Regions from separate parts of the Mus musculus genome. Here region 1 is linked to region 2. Evidence: chromatin loops called from intact Hi-C (ENCODE). Cell type or tissue: gastrocnemius. All regions are shown on one strand.

Region 1 (8,000 bases), 68 kb after region 2:
TACTGCCTTATACAGTGAGAGCTCTTTCATGGAAGATAGGCACTAAATCTTATCCTGCATATTCCCACACCACCCCTTGCACATAGTAGCAGCTCTCTAAGCATTTGGGGTTTGCTTTGTGACATGCTCAAAGAGATGGGTAATTATCTCTGAGCCATTAAGAGGAATAAATGAGGAGCATTAGGTCAAAGCCTGTCTTAGAAGCTGGTAGTTTGCCTGGCCACAGTACAAAGCTTAGACTCACAGGTTAAAACCCCAACCAACCCAAGACTCAGTAAACAAAGGCAGAAAGCACGCTGACAGCAGGGTGGGAGAGTCAACCCTCTAGACTTGTTGGAAGAAGCACAGGCTTGCTAAGGAGGAGTAGTGAGTGGCCTGTTTAGATACTGGAGCTGATTTCTGATGTGGCTTAGGCCAGATATGAAAGAAAACAATGCAAAAAAGCAACATAGACGACCCTGGAATCACAGTAAGGGAGAGGTGGCTGTCTCTACCTCTGCATCCTCTCTGTTCTTAGGTATAAATCAAGGCCGCACACCCTGCCTGGTTCAGGATGTAGAAAGGGAGAGCTACTTATTCAGGGTCTGGAAGGGTTTGCTTGGGGAGTGGAGAATGCTTGGTCCTTCCAAAACAAATCCTTTGCTCCGGGCTTTGTGTTCTTAGCACGGACATGCAGAGTAACTGCAAACCCTTAAATTTATGGCGGGGAGATGGCAAGTTTGTAGAAGAAACACAAATCCCTCGTTCTTGGTCCTTTCATAACATGGGAGGAATCAATCACTGCCTGGCAGCGGCTCTGCCAGTGGGAACAAAAGTAGCAATTCTTGGGACCTGATCCTGGAGCAAGCCAGGAGGAGCAATGTTCCAAGCTGAGACAGAGCCCACGTCACAGAGGCCCTGTGGATTCTGCTTGCCTCGAGCCATTAAGCAGAATTAGAAGAGAATGTTTTATCAGCTTACTGGTGTGTTTGTTGAGAACAGGGTAGATCTGTGTAGATCTGACTGACCTGGAACTCATGTAGACTAACTAGGCTGATCTCAAACTCAAGAGGCCCTCCTGCCTCTGACACCCAAAGGCTGACATTAGAGGCAGAGGCAGGAGGATCTCTGTGAGTTTGAGGCCAGCCTGGTCTATATAGTGAGTTCCAGAACTACACATAGACCCTGTCTCAACAAAACAAAACAAAACAAAATAAAACAAAACGGGCTGGTGAGATGGCTCAGTGGGTAAGAGCACCCGACTGCTCTTCCGAAGGTCCGGAGTTCAAATCCCAGCAACCACATGGTGGCTCACAACCATCTGTAACAAGATCTGACGCCCTCTTCTGGAGTGTCTGAGACAGCTACAGTGTACTTACATATAATAAATAAATAAATCTTTAAAAAACAAAACAAGGGGGCTGGTGATATGGCTCAGTGGGTAAGAGCACCCGACTGCTCTTCCGAAGGTCCGAAGTTCAAATTCCAGCAACCACATGGTGGCTCACAACCACCCGTAATGAGATCTGATGCCCTCTTCTGGTGCATCTGAAGACAGCTACAGTGTACTTACATATAATAAATAAATAAATAAAATCTTTAAAAAAAAAAACAAAAAAAAACAAAACAAAACAAAATACAAGTTTCATTGGCTTTTGTTATAATGATGTTTATGTAACAGATAAAGTGCTGATATAAGAGCCAGACTGTCCTGTAGTACGCAGTCAACAAATAGTGTTTAAGAAATAATTCTGGAACTGGAGGGATGGCTCAGCAGTTAAGAGCACTGACTGCTCTTCCAGAGGTCCTGAGTTCAGTTCCCAGAAACCACATGGTGGCTCACAACCACCTCTAATGGGATCCAATGCTCTTTTCTGGTGTGCATAGAGAGAATGGCAGTATATTCACATACATAACATAAATAAATTTAAAAGAAAACTAATTCTGCCTGGCAATGCAGTGGCTCCCTGTTAGATGATAGAAGGAAGGCTTTGCTGTACATGCAGAGGCTCTGAAGGTCACAACTCCCAGAAGGGCTCTCATGTGTAGAGACAGTAGGTGACTAGACTATACTATGAACACCTTTCTGTCAGCTACCTTCCAGCTCACTACTTAACTCTGTGATGAGAACCATTTCTATGTTTTCTGACGGTCAAGGAGTCAGTCTGTGAACTATTCACTAATCATTTGAGAAATACTAACGTAATACATCTCTTTGTGAATACACTGCATAAGGTACGAACACATTCTCATTCTGTTATTTGCTCACATTAGTAAGGTTTTAGTTTTTGAATGTTCAAATTACATCCCCATCCATGGCCCTGACAGAGCTAGAACTGCCAGTGTGAAGCAAAAGAGGTGATGTGAGGGAGCCTGGAGGCTTTGAGAGCCTTCCTTTCAAAGCCCGTGTCTTGCTAGAGACAAGAATCAAGAGCTCCCTCATTCCTCAGGGACACTCACTGCCCGCCTTCAGCCCTCATGGAGTCCTTAAGGGAGACACTCAGGTTCTCTTATGAACTGATTTTCAAGTTCCTCTGTAGAGATTGCTTAACCAGATTGTGCAGAAATGAGGCCCAGAGCAAATGCCTGATTGGGATTGACAGAAAAGAAAAAAATGGACAAGACAGCATACATCCCTAGGGGCTAGGCCAGGAGACCCAACCGTGGTGATTTTGTGTGTTCCTCATTTCCTACCAGGCAACAATGAAGGTAGGCTGCCAGTCTCTGGCTGGCCCAGGAGGCTCTGGGGATATGTCCTCAGGGAGGGAGGAAGTGATCCATCCGTCTTCATCACAGAGAACACTCCGAGGACAATGGCCAGAAGAAGCCAGGCCACAGGCTGAGATGAATCAGTATTGTAATAAACTTGAGCAGATAAGAGAGGTGCCCTCTGCGATCATATATCCTGTGAGAATGCCTACACATCCTAATGCGGGTGGGGCCTGGGGGAGGGAGTTGTCAGTCAAGCAGGGAGGACAGCTTTGCAGCAGGAAGAGCTGGCAGTGGGGGTGACTTGGCTCTTAGGATTTTACCATTCTCCTTCTCCTTGACAGCCTGCTCCTGGTTAGGTGCATAAAGGGTTAACCAGCCTCGTAGGACTAAGCTGCCAAGTACACTTAATACTCACTCCAGCACTCCTGGCCTCTGTGCTTGTATTCCTACGCTGCTGGAGTGGCCTGCTCGTGGCATCTGGTTCCCTGGCAACAGCTTTCATTGGCTCATTCAAAGCCCTTTCTTCTTAAGAAAGCTCCGACCGAGACGCCCACCACCACTACCAATCAGCCTCTCCACTTCTCGCTCGGGATGCAGCTGGTATGAAAAATAGCAGCTGTGGACGAGAGGCCGTAGCGCCATGACTGGGGTCGACTACAGCTGCTTTGCACTGGTTTTCTCCAGGACTAGGTGGAAGCGGTTTGCTTTTCCGCTGGGACCGAGGGAATGGCTCCGCCAGAAAGTTTCCCAGCGCCTGGAGTTCTTTGTTCCAGCAGAAATCCCTGAGTTCCCGTGATTCACTGGCTAAGTCCTGGGCTGGTCTGTGCTGTGACTTTGGGCTCTGCGCTCTGACGAGGGGCGTGGTGGAGCTTGTCCTCCATCAGGAGCAACCAGGGATAAAGTCTGTTTCCCTTAGAACTTGGGGAGTCTGGCAACTGCTTCACCCTTCCCCAAAATGTCAGCAGCTCCAAATTTGCTGAGAACGGCAGGGGGAAAAATGCTCTTGATGCAATATTTTGGGAAATAAAAAACTTGGCTAGTGTCTCTAATAAAGAAGGGACCTCTTCCGGGATTCTCAGATTCACTGAGAATCACTTGAAGTTGTTTTGTCTGGAACTTGAATAAAATGAAAAATAACATAGTCGACTTGAGGGAGAAGTCAAGCTGTTTTTGTTCACCTGTGTCAATCTGCTTAATTCATCCTGGCTTTTAAGAAAAATATCAAATTTCATCTAATCCATCTAGGCTCACAGAAATCTAAGCCTGATCAGGAAATAAAAATATTCAAAATGTATAGTTATGTTGATCAAAGATGTTGACTTCTGACCTGGCCACCCACACCAGTGTGCTCCCTGGTGGCTGTGGAGATGTAATGGGAGAGACAGGAGAGTTGAAGATTCAAGGATGTAGGGCTTGTGTTTCTGCTGCCTGGAAGAGCTGGAAGTAAGTGGGGGTATTTCCTGCTGCTTCCAGGACGGTCTGATATTTGGGTATGTGTGAGGGTGAGTGGGATAGGGTATTTTGCCATGTGCTGTCAAAAAAATGTTACATAGGACACTCAGTGACACGCCTTTGAGAGAGATATTTGGGATGATTTGAGCACCTTCATCTGGAAAATGGGGGTGGTAGGACCTAGCACGAAGGCCTGTTATGGAGACTATTAGAGATGAAACGTCTGGTCCTCACTCCTGTCAGGCACTTACAGGCTTTGAAAACTCTTCAGGGACTTGTAATGTTCAGTAGTCAGTTTTAAGAACCATGGATGCAGGCTGGGTCTATAGCTCGCCTAATGTGAGGCCCTAAAGTTAAATTGCCAAAATCTGAGGTGGAAAAAGAACCATAGAAGAAGGGTTGGGGTGTTTTATGTTCAGCATGCTTACAGTCCTGAGTTCAGTCCCCAGCTTCAATGAAATAAATCAAAACAATAAAAACTCATTAGTACATGTGTCATATGGAAGGCCCTTTATAGCAAGCAGAGCATCTTAGGAATAGAGATGAACAGAAGGCATTATTTATAATACTAAAACTATTTTCACTAAAACTATTTTCTCCCTTTCTCGCTGTAAAGAGTTAGATTAGAAAAAAAGGCATAGATTAAGTTTACTGCCCTGACACACACTCCCTCCCTTGAGTTCTTCTAGAGAGATCTCAGCCAAAGGGCTCCTTTTTCATATACATACATTTACATATGCATATATATATATATACACACACACATATTTAAAGATTTATTATTTATTTTATTTATAAGTACACTGTCGCTCTCTTCAGACACACCAGAAGAGGGCATCAGATCCCATTACAGATGGTTGTGAGCTACCATGTGGTTGCTGGGAATTGAACTCAGGACCTCTGGAAGAGTAGCCAGCACTCTTAACCTCTGAGCCATCTCTCCAGCCCTTTTTAATCTATATTAAAGAGGGAAAAAAATTGAGTAATTTCAACAGGAAATTTCAATAGGTTTGATGAGAGAGTACAAAGTCTAAAGAGCCACAGTCTTGCACGGGAAACAAAGACACAAGACTGGCAAGATTAAACAGGAATTCCCTGAGTTGCTTTTTCCTGAAGGAAGATTGGGAATGTGAGCCAGAAAGTTTGAAGAGTCTCTGAAAGGGGGCTTCATTATCAGCTTGAATTGTAATCAGGAAGTGGTTCTTATCTATAACAGAGAACAATGAAGACCCAGAGACCTGGAACCTTTGGTAAGAACATTACATTTTATAAAATACTTCACATTTCCATTAGTAGGTTAGGCATTGTGAATTTGCAGAGCAAAATTTAAAATAATTTTAAATTTATTAGTATTAATCCTAGTTATAATATTATAAGCCTAGTTATAATGTTATAATAATAACTCTAGTTGTTATTATTATTAATAACCCTATAACTTATTATTATATTAACCCTAGGTCCTCAGTTCTAAGATGTCCTTTAAGCACACTGCTTGTTTAATGATGACATTTAAGGGAAATAAACATGTTTGAGATACACCTTTTTGATTTCTTTGTGTACCTCTGGCTATCCTAGAATGCGCTTTGTAGACCAGGCCGCCCTTGAACTCAGAGATCTGCCTGCCTCTGCCTCTACCTCCCACATGCTGGGCTTAGAGCTGTGCATCACCATGTCTGGCCTTGGGAGTGTGCTTCTTTCAAAGTCAGGCTATGGCTTCGCTGAATACTTTGTGATCCTTGGCAGTGGTGCTCAGACATGTGGGTCCTCAGCTTTGGGGGTGCGCAGACGCTTGGGTGGGGCTTGCTTGCAGCCCCTTTAGCAAATGGAGGATAGGTGCTTTGATTGGTGGAGTACCAGGCTTCTGTTTGTCTTTTAATTTGGCTGCATTCAGGTTTGTCCTTCCTTTAACTAGATTACCTGTTTCTAGAAGTTTCTCCTGAAAGTCGCTCAGAAGTCTCTGGAGAGATCCCTGGTATTCTATGGTGATGTTGCAATAAATGAGTTGGTTCCCTAAAACTTCTTTAAGCTGAAGAATTCAGTTTCTCCTGAGACATCTGTCAATTTTTATTGTATAATTACAGTGCCCATTGTGTGGGCTGGCATCTTCCTTCTGTGTCATGTGAAGTCCTTGACTTGTTTTGCTGGAAGACATGAAAGTGTAGTCCTGCCTTCAGCAATAAATACTGAATATTCACTTACTGTAAATATGGTTCACTGTATTTATTGAGTTCTCCCACGGGGCAAATGATGACAACTTAAAACCAACTCATTCTCCTGACAGCAGGTGGCAATTACCCAAAATTGTAAACTGCATCTCAAATTTAGAAATGCCACCAAGTGAACAAACAAGATGTGGAGGATGAAGTAGACACCTGAAGACTGGCACATGGGGGTGCACACCTGGACCCCAGCCCTCAGGAGGTGGAGGCAGCAAGGTAAAGACGTCAAGCCTATTCTAAGATACATAATGAAAACTGGTCTTTAAAAAGCAGGTAAAGGCACTGGCTGTGTATGTCTGAGGATGCAGGTTCAAGTCCTGAAACCAGGTATAAAGTCAGATGCAGTGGTCGTACACACTTCTATACTGAGATGGCCTGTCTCAACAGAGAATGGATACCAAAAGTTGTCCTCTGACCTTTACAAGCACACCACAGCATGCACACACCTGAACACACACACACACACACACACACACGACAGAGAGAGAGAGAGAGAGAGAGAGAGAGAGAGAGAGAGAGAGAGAGAGACTGTGAATATTTCTGTGAAGATTCTAGTGCCCAGAGTAGGTAGGCAGCCTTCACCTCTATCCCAGGCTCTTACAGGGTAGTTGTCACGGATTTCCTGTGCTGCTGGGTTGTATGTACTGAAGTAGAAAGTATCTCAAGGAAATGATGAGAGATGGAAATCATTGAGTTGAAGCTGGGCATCGTGGTGCATGCCTGTAATCTCAGCATCCAGGAAGCTGAGGCAGGAGGATTGAGGGTTTAAGTCAGATAGCAAGACCCCTTCTTTTACAAACAAACAAACAAACAAACAAACAAACAAACAAATAACAGCACATACTCAAACACATACACAGTATTGATTTATATAAGAGAGAAAGATGAAGACAATTCTATGAGACTCACAGAAAGGCAGAGGGGGCAGGGCCCTACAAATGGATGCTGAAGAAATAGGTTCTAAGTGGGACTTGTACAGAGAAGACACAGTTTGGCATAGCCACATAGGAGCGCCTCTCAACATCACCAGTTCCAAGGAGCAGAAATGACAAAGGCCCTTGTTGCTACATCCTACCTCTATCGCCACATTTGTGCCAAAGTTAGGCTTCTCCAGGCTGCTCCAGCATGCTCATGTCTGAGTGTGCCCGCAGAACCATAGCAGGCGGGCTAAGCCCTGGGGACAAGGGAGCCAGGGCACACCTCTGATGGGTGACTGGCTCAGGGATTTCCAGCGACCTTGCAAAACTTTCTTCCAGTGGCTCAGCAGTCTAAGACACTTCCACCTGGCCTGCCTTTGCTCTCTCCTCTCTCTCCTTCACCCGGATGGATCTGTGCCCGAGCTGTTGCCTCTCCTGGCTCCCTCCCCATTTTCCCTCACAGGTGTCTTCCCTAATAAATCTCAGACACATCTAATCTTGTCTTGGTATCTGTTCCTTGGAGGACCCAGATGGACACACAATTCTTGTAATGGTGCCAGGTCGGCATCCCCACCACATTCCAAAGCTCCAGTTTCCTTTGCTTGATTATTCCTTCCCAATTATCTTCCTAATTACCGCTGTCTTTTAGAAGTTGCTACTACTGGATATTCTCTAGGGAAAAAAGAGATTTTAACTAGGAGTTTGTGTCCATGGGAAATTC
Region 2 (8,000 bases):
AGTGGAAGAGAGAAGTTCCTACTTGAGATGCAAACTTGAGAATAAGGGACAAACTCATGGGCTGGAGAGGTGGCTCAGCGGGTCAGAGCACTGACTGCTCTTCCAGAGGTCCTGAGTTCAAATCCCAGCAACCACATGATGGCTCACAACCATCTGTAATGGGATCTGATGCTGTCTTCTGGTGTGTCTGAAGATAGCTATGGTGTATTCATATACATAAAATAAATAAATCTTAAAAAAAAAGAGAGAGACAAATTCATTGACTCTCTGAGTCTTAGAAGATAACAGCACAACACCAGTCAGATTAATGTTCAATTTGTTAAAAGAACAGTGTTAAGAAATGTTGCTGCTGGGCTGGTGAGATGGCTCAGTGGGTAAGAGCACCCGACTGCTCTTCCGAAGGTCAGGAGTTCAAATCCCAGCAACCACATGGTGGCTCACAATCATCCGTAAGGAGATCTGACTCTCTCTTCTGGAGTGTCTGAAGACAGCTACAGTGTACTTACATATAATAAATAAATAAATCTTTAAAAAAAAAATGTTGCTGCTGATGCTCAGCTGGCTGTGCATGGACTCCTGCTGGACATTGTGACTCCTGGGTCATTTTAGCTTCCCTTGCATACAATGTACATTTTAAAAGTTATTTATGGGGGCTGGTAAGATGGCTCAGTGGGTAAGAGCACCCGACTGCTCTTCCGAAGGTCCAGAGTTCAAGTCCCAGCAACCACATGGTGGCTCACAACCATCTGTAACAAGATCTGACTCCCTCTTCTGGAGTGTCTGAGGACAGCTACAGTGTACTTACATATATTAATAAAATAAATCTTAAAAAAAAAGTTATTTATTTAGCTGGGCGTGGTAGTGAATGCCTCCAGTCTTAGCACTTTGGGGGCAAAGGCAGATCTTTGGGAGTCAGAGTGCATGCAGCGTTGTCTATATAGTGAGACCCTGTCCAAAAAAAAAAAAAAAAAAGTAAACTTATTTACTTATTTGATTTTTTTGATTTTTCCATTCAGGGTGCTCAGTTTGGTTTTGAAGTAGATACCACATTCCCAACCCCCGGTTCAGCCTCCAGGGTCCTGCGATTATGTGAGTATGTCTCCATCAAATTGAAAATTTACAAACTCTTTTTATCTTTCCTTTTTCATAGAATAAAGACGACTAGGGGAGGAGAGCAGAGACCACAGGCCCAGGGACGCGACGTGAAGTTTGAACCCAGAGCACCCTAATTTTGTGCTCCCTAACAGATGCTTGAGAACAAAACACAAAAATCAACAACCATAGATGGAATCATGATTGACTTATGGTTTTGATTTGCACTTTCAATATTCAGTCACTCTGGACGTGATAGCATATGCCTATAATTTCAGTGAGGTAGGATGGCCAGTCTGGGCTACATAGTAAGACTCTGGCTCAAAAACGAACAACAGTAACAACAAAAAAGGAAAAGGAAAGGAGGAAGGGGAAAGAGGAAGAAGAGGAGGAGGAAAAAAAGAGAGGGGTGATGGGTTCAGTTTGCTCCCTGGGGAATATTTAGCAGTGGGTGGAAACACTTTGGTTGTTATAACAGTGCACACAGAGGGTGGACTCTGGGCAGCCCAGGCTGGCTCCTCCTCACCAACCGTCTGGAACCTTGATGTTGCCCAGTATTAAATCACAGATTCCAGGAGATCACAGATCTCAGGTTGCCTCGGATGATTTTGACTTTCTGAGCCTTTCTTTCCGAGGGCTGATATTGCAGGTGTGTGACCGTGCCTGGGTTTTATGTGGTCCCAGGGATAGAATGCAGGGCCATGTGCATTCTAAGATAGACCTCAACCAGCTGAACTACAGCCCCAAGCCCTAGTCATCTGTGCCTCTGTGTGTGTGTGTGTGTGTGTGTGCGCGCGTATGCGTGTGCGTGTGTGTGTGTGTGTGTGTGCGCGCGTATGCGTGTGCGTGTGTGTGTGTGTGTGTGTGTGTGTGTGTGTGTGTGTGTATAAGAGTATTCCGGATCAGACCCAGGGCCTTGCCTATGGTAGTCAAGCCCTGCCACTAAACTATAGCTCATATTCTTGCCTACTACTATTATTTTAATATGATTTGGTCTTTTGATTATGTTTCTAACTCTCTATGTTTTCTTTTTAAAAATGAAATGCAATCCTCACCGAGGATCGACAGTATTATTAACGTTAATGAAATGATTGCATATTTTTCTTTTTTACTTTCTCCTCTCTCACTGCACGGATGTATTAATATCTCCTTCTGAAACTTCCATTTACAATTTTAAGATTCTTTTTAGGTGCTGGGCACCTCACCCAACCTCAAGCCTCTCCCCAGAGGCCTTGGGGAAGAGGAAAGGCGAGAGCCTGCGATTGATGTCAGCGACCCGCAGAGGGAAGAGCAGTCCTGGACTCTGAAGGCAGCCCAGAAACTAATTTCTCTTAATCAGTTGTAGGGCCCCAGGAGGACCCACAAGGCAGAGGGGGAAATAAATCTGAAGGAGAAAACCAAATTCTATGAGGGGCTGGAAAGACCTGTATTTTCAAAAGGGCACCATACCTTTAGGACTTAAGCGCTGGCAGGGCCCCATCCCTGCGCAGCTATTAATATGCAAAAAATGCCTTCATAAATACTTGATTCTGCTCACAGTGGGGAGGCCGTTCATTTGAAAGGGGAAATGGGAGCTTGGAGTTGAAACACGTCTGCTTGTCTTCTTTCTCTTTTTTCATCGCTCTTTTCATCTCCACGCAACTCCCCTTGTAGTCTTCTTCCCCCTATTTCTCTGACTTCTCCCCACTTCTAACTCCAAGGAAGTTGCTGATGGCAGCTGCGGCGCTTTTTTTTTTTTTTTTTTTAAACTGATGGACTTGGCTCTGAGGCCCGGAACCTCCGGCTAGGTGTAGAAGGGGTGCCTAAGGGCCTTTACTTGAAAGTGGAACTGGGAGGCTAGAGCCCCTCACCCTTTCGGCTTTGGCCTTAGCGACGCGGCCACTGAAGACTCAGAGCAGAGGTTTTCAGTACTACCGGGAGGGGGCGCACGGGGGCAGCCTCCGGACCCCAGAGCTGAACTTGGACAGCAATACCAGACTTTCTTTCCCTCATACTTCCCAGCCTAGGTATGTGACTTCTCAAAGGTCTGTTGTTTCCAAAAGGTTCCACCTTTGGGATTCTCACTGTGACTTAAACCAAACCAAGCCAAACCAAACCAAACCTCCACCACCAACAACAAAACTAGACAAATGTATTATGTGTGAGTGACCTTACATGACCAGACCCTAAAGGATGGAGGGACGAGCTGAGTCAGTAGGGATTAAAAGAAAAGAAAGACGGGCTTAATTGCTGCTGCTACTACTGTTGCTGCAAGCCTGCTTTGTGCTTCAGAGCAAGAAAGGTCCTAGGTCCTAGAGAGGCAGGGAGGCCACTGGTTGGGCCAGTGGCCCATCAAGGTGGGTAAACTGAAGTCTGTTGGGTAGAAATTTGTTTCTAAAGCCTTTCCAGATGCTTTATGGTAAACATAAAATTAGTCATTTATGTGGAGTAGGTTGAGGAAGTAGTTAAAATCCGAGGCAGTGATTAACCTAATAAAGTGCCCTGAGCCTCAAGAAGGGGGAGGGGTGAGAGAGGCAGGAGGAAGTCCTTTGTACCCTACACCCCATTTTTCCTGGCTTGGGGACTGGTGGGGCTCCCTAGACTTTTCCTCATAAGGCTTTTCCCCTCGGGGTTCCTTTTCAAAGGCAGGCAGGCTATGGTAACACCAACCAACCAAGAAGCTCAGATGGGAACCTTTCTCCATTTGCAAAGGAGGTACAAGATATTTCCAGAGTTTGTGAACTTACCAAGGCCTTGCAGATGAACCAGGCTTGGAGCTTAAGATCCAAAGTTCAGTCTGACTGCAAAGTTCATAATTTAGTCTATAGTTAACTTGTCATGGCTGGGTCACTCTTTGAAGGGTCCTCCAGTAGAGCCATAGGGATACATGAGTTTGGACCATGCAGGGAGTATTGGTATGGCCTTTGGAGCTATGGGATTTCCAAAATATATTGTATTTTCTTAGTCACAACTCTGTAATTATTATTGCTATTGTTATTACTTAAGGTCTTCGGATCCTTTATGAAAAGTGTCTTCAATGGAGGCAAACCACACACACACACACACACAAACACACACACAGACAGACAGACAGACACACATAGTATGTGTGTGTCTGTGTTGTTTCTGAGGTTCTTCAGTAGTGGAGAAGTGGCTTAGATATGCTTTTCTTCAATGGAGGCCTGACTTGGGCCTGGTGTTTTAACCTGAAAGGTCAGTTCAAATATTGTGCAAACAGACTCATTTCTGCTCTGATTGTAAGGAAGTGCTGGGGAAAAGAGGGAAGGCCAGAAGCAGCAAGAAGTTGGAGATAAGAGGCTTGGCGAGCCTGCCCTGGAGGCTGTCTGAGAGCGGAGGGACCTAGGCAACCCCTGGAGCAGTGGTATAGCATCTGCCTCAGGAGTTCCCAGTCCCTGGATCCAGCTCTAGGAATTCCCTACTAGCTTCTCTTGAGAGACTGAAGACACTGTCACCCTCAGAGCTTCAGACAGAGGACCGCTTATCAAAAAGTCTGCACACATCCCTTGAAACATTAGATATTTCCAAGCCATTCAAATCGGCACCTTCCTTCTTCATAATTATCCTACCTGTGTGCGTACGTGTGAGTGTGTGCGTGTGTGGTGTATGTGCTCATGGGTGTGTGTGCGTGTGTATGGAGGCCAGAGATTGACATCTGGTGTCTCCCTTTATTGTTCTCCATGTTATTTGTTGAAACGGTCTCTCACTGAACCTGGAGTGCATCCATTTAGCTGGGCTGGCTGCACAATGAGCTCCAAGGATCTGCCTGTCTCCTGCTCACCTCCCACAATGCCACGATTACAGATGTTTGCAGCTGTACCTGTCAGGCTTTTTATGTGGGGTCTGGAGATCTGAACTCAGACCTTGCCTTTGTGGCAGGCTCTTTATAGACAGAGCCATCTCCCTAGCTCCTCTCCTTGATGCCTTAAAACCAACAAGCAAACAACAAACTCGATCGCTATTTTCTTTCCTGATTTGGAAGGAAAAATGTGATTCTCGGCTTGTGGCTGCTGGTGTCTGTATTCTTATTCTAATTCTGACTTTGCAGAAGTCTGGGAAAAGTCAGCTCTGCTTCTTCACACACACACCACAATCCAGATTCCAAGCTTGAGAGTAAAGAAACCTGGTGACGGTACAGTTTACCTGCTCATTTTACTGATGAGACAAATGAGGCCCAAGGAGATGAAGAGGCTCACTCAGGGTCACACAGCAAGTTAGGACAAGAATCCCAGACAAGTCTTGACTCCCAGTGTTGTGCTCATTCACAGTCAATACTGTACCTGACTCTCTGCAGCTTGAGCCAAACGTGAGGAGGTTTCATAAAGATTTCCATGAAGACTGGCTCCGGCTCCAGCGTTTGCTGCAGTGAAAGTCGGAGAGAAAGGGCATCGAGGTGTCAGATCTAGGTCTCATGAACTTTCATACGAACCATAACCATATGTGCTCAGCTCATGCACATTAAAGATTATAAGCCCACACCTATAGCATTCCCAGGTATAACCCATAGTGTCTGGAAATATGTCTAAACACCTTGTTGAGTGGGGTTAAGCTTTATATTCAAATTTAGACCTTCTTGTTTTGATTGGTATTTAAAAGAACAAAAGTAGATTCTTTGTGCTATCGGAATTCAGATAAAGCTGACATTAAAAAGGAAATATTGATGGGGAAAAAGTGCTGATGCTGTTGAATATAAATTTTGTATGACCACACTTTGCTGAAATAGGAAAATGCTTCTGAAAGCTTTCAGGGAGAGATTAGAGATTTCCCCTGCTCCTCAGAGGTGGAGGCCAAATAGGAGATGGAGAGAGAGAGAGAGAGAGAGAGAGAGAGAGAGAGAGAGAATGAATATGATGTAGCAGAGAGAGGCAATGGCCATTGTGTCTGTGGGACATGATGGCACCCTCCACATGAGCCAGCGTGGCATTAGCCTGCAAATCTGCCACAGCTGTGCAAGCTAAGACCCCAGAGGCACAACTGGCCATGCAACTGATGGAGATATTTTTACAATTTCCTTAATTTTGAAACAACGTGTGCATGTGCCAATGCTGATGGGTCTGTGTCTGTGGATGCAGGAGCCCACAGAGGCAGAAGACTGTCTCATTCTTCTGGAGCTGGAGTTACAGGCAGGTGTGAACCATCTGATGTGGGTGCTGGGAACTGAACTTGGTTCCTCCATAAGAGCAGCAAGTGCTCCTAACTGAGCATTCTCCACCCCCTGCACCCTCCATTTTGTTATTTTTTGAGACAGGGTCTCATGTAGCACAGGCTGGCCTCAAACTCAAGGCCAAGGATGACCTTGAATTCCTGATCCTCCTTCTTTTATCTCCCAAGTGCTGTACGTATAGGCACGTGCCACCATACCCAGCTTCCAATTGGTAACGTTTTGTGGAAGGATTGAATCTGTGGACTGGAACTCCATGGTTCAACGGTAATGGTAATGCTCATGAATCGATGATTATTTGGGGAATGAAATTTAGCTGTGCCTATGGCTTTGCTGATGTAGATTTTAGTCTCTTTCTGAGACTTCTTCTTCTCAACACTCATCAGTGGCTCCACATGACATGCTGTACTCTCGGTTCTTTTTTGTTTTGTTTTTCTTTTTTAAAGATTTATTTAATTGTTATATGTACAATGTTCTGACTGCATGTATGCCTTTGTGCCAGAAGAGGGCATCTGATCCCATTATAGATGAACCACCATATGTGGTTGCTGGGAATTGAACTCAGAACCTCTGGAAGAGCAGCCGGTGCTCTTAACCTTGGAGCCATCTCTCCAGCCACCTCCTTATTATTTTTGATTCTAAGACAGTATCTATCTCTTACAGGCTCTTCTTTTTTCTGTGTTTCCTCGGCCAGTGTTTTCTTCCTGATTTGTTTGAGAATGGCTCCTGCATAAACTTAAAACACTTCTTAAGTTTAAGTCAGGTGGGGGGGGGGAACTGAGGTTCTGAGACTGGGTTTCTGTAGCTTCAAGCCTACACCTTAACATAGCGGGAGTGGAACCCAGACCCCAGATGTCCTGAGCTGTGTCTTGTGCTTTCCTTCCACACTACACTGCCTCTCAGCCTCGCTCACACTCGCCTGGCCGGGTGGGACCCATCCTCCGGACAGAGCCACTCAGCAGAATTGTGTTGTGATGAGGTTCACTGCACAGTGGCTTGGAAAGGACCCTGGGTCTTTCAGGAATGAAATGTATAAATCCTGATGCATAAGGAAAGTTCTTGCAACAGCAGGAGAATGAGTCAGTCAGCCAGAGTTCAAGAAATGTAAACACGTCCTTAGATAGGAGGCTGAAAAATCACTTAGGGCTTCTCATCTCTTGGGTCAAGACCTTGGTAATTTACTGAGGTCTGTGCTGTCAAGGAGGGGCTGAGACTCCAGCTGCATTCCTGTGCGATAAAGCAATGGGTGTGTGTGGGGGGGGGGGGGAATGGGGATGGTGATAAAACTCCCTTCTAGAGCAACAAGGGAAGATCTACCTCTTGTGCAACCCAGGCCATTGTCTGTCAATGGGGGTGGGGAGGGCTTCTCCCTGTTTCAGGAGCTGGTGTGCACAACCAAAGACCTCATACTACTTCAGCTCTACTTCCCGGCTGCTTGAAATCGCACACAGCCTTTCTGTGATGAACATGTCTGCCACTATAGAGATAAACAGAAAACACTCTCTCCCTGGCTGCCCACCAGCAAGACTGAACAGATTTTTCAAATGCTCCCATTAATCTAACCACTGGCTTTTAGTGAGAAGATAGCGTTCCTCTCTAGATAACCAGGCTATTCAGAGGTAACCCTGCCTAGACGGATTTTATTCTCAGCCCCTTCTGCCTTCTCCGAGTCATGGCGTTCTTCACCAAACACCCAGGCATTGGAAGGTAGAGAGAGCATCTGATTTTAGCATGGAGCTTGGCACCTTTA

Evidence for each region. Hi-C counts contacts between places; a loop is a spot of excess contacts. Peaks named below come from ENCODE experiments on the same cell type or tissue, not always from the same donor. Only the 100,000 strongest peaks of a DNase experiment are listed, where the experiment ranks them.
Region 1: a loop joins it to region 2, with 2.8 times the contacts of the local background. A loop is called at or near these places in 2 of 42 quality-filtered maps.

What each region holds. Positions count from the first base shown.
Region 1 is chr1:59,511,625-59,519,624 of GRCm38, reverse strand. It overlaps a transcript of Gm973 not described here. Among named protein-coding and RNA genes, the nearest start is that of Gm973, 8.7 kb to the left of the region's middle. In gastrocnemius, a CTCF peak has its summit at 4,049 (motif pointing left); DNase peaks (open chromatin) are centred at 3,180 and 7,725; H3K4me3 peaks cover 2,383 bases; H3K27ac peaks cover 4,221 bases.
Region 2 is chr1:59,579,845-59,587,844 of GRCm38, reverse strand. Gm973 (predicted gene 973) reads right to left here. Exons shown (of 19, transcript NM_001357842.1): 10 at 5,370-5,449. It overlaps Gm39648 (a long non-coding RNA gene), which reads left to right. Exons shown (of 3, transcript XR_865454.2): 3 at 1,151-1,447. Among named protein-coding and RNA genes, the nearest start is that of Gm39648, 12 kb to the left of the region's middle. In gastrocnemius, CTCF peaks have their summits at 3,007 (motif pointing right) and 6,772 (motif pointing right); a DNase peak (open chromatin) is centred at 3,009; H3K4me3 peaks cover 323 bases; H3K27ac peaks cover 729 bases.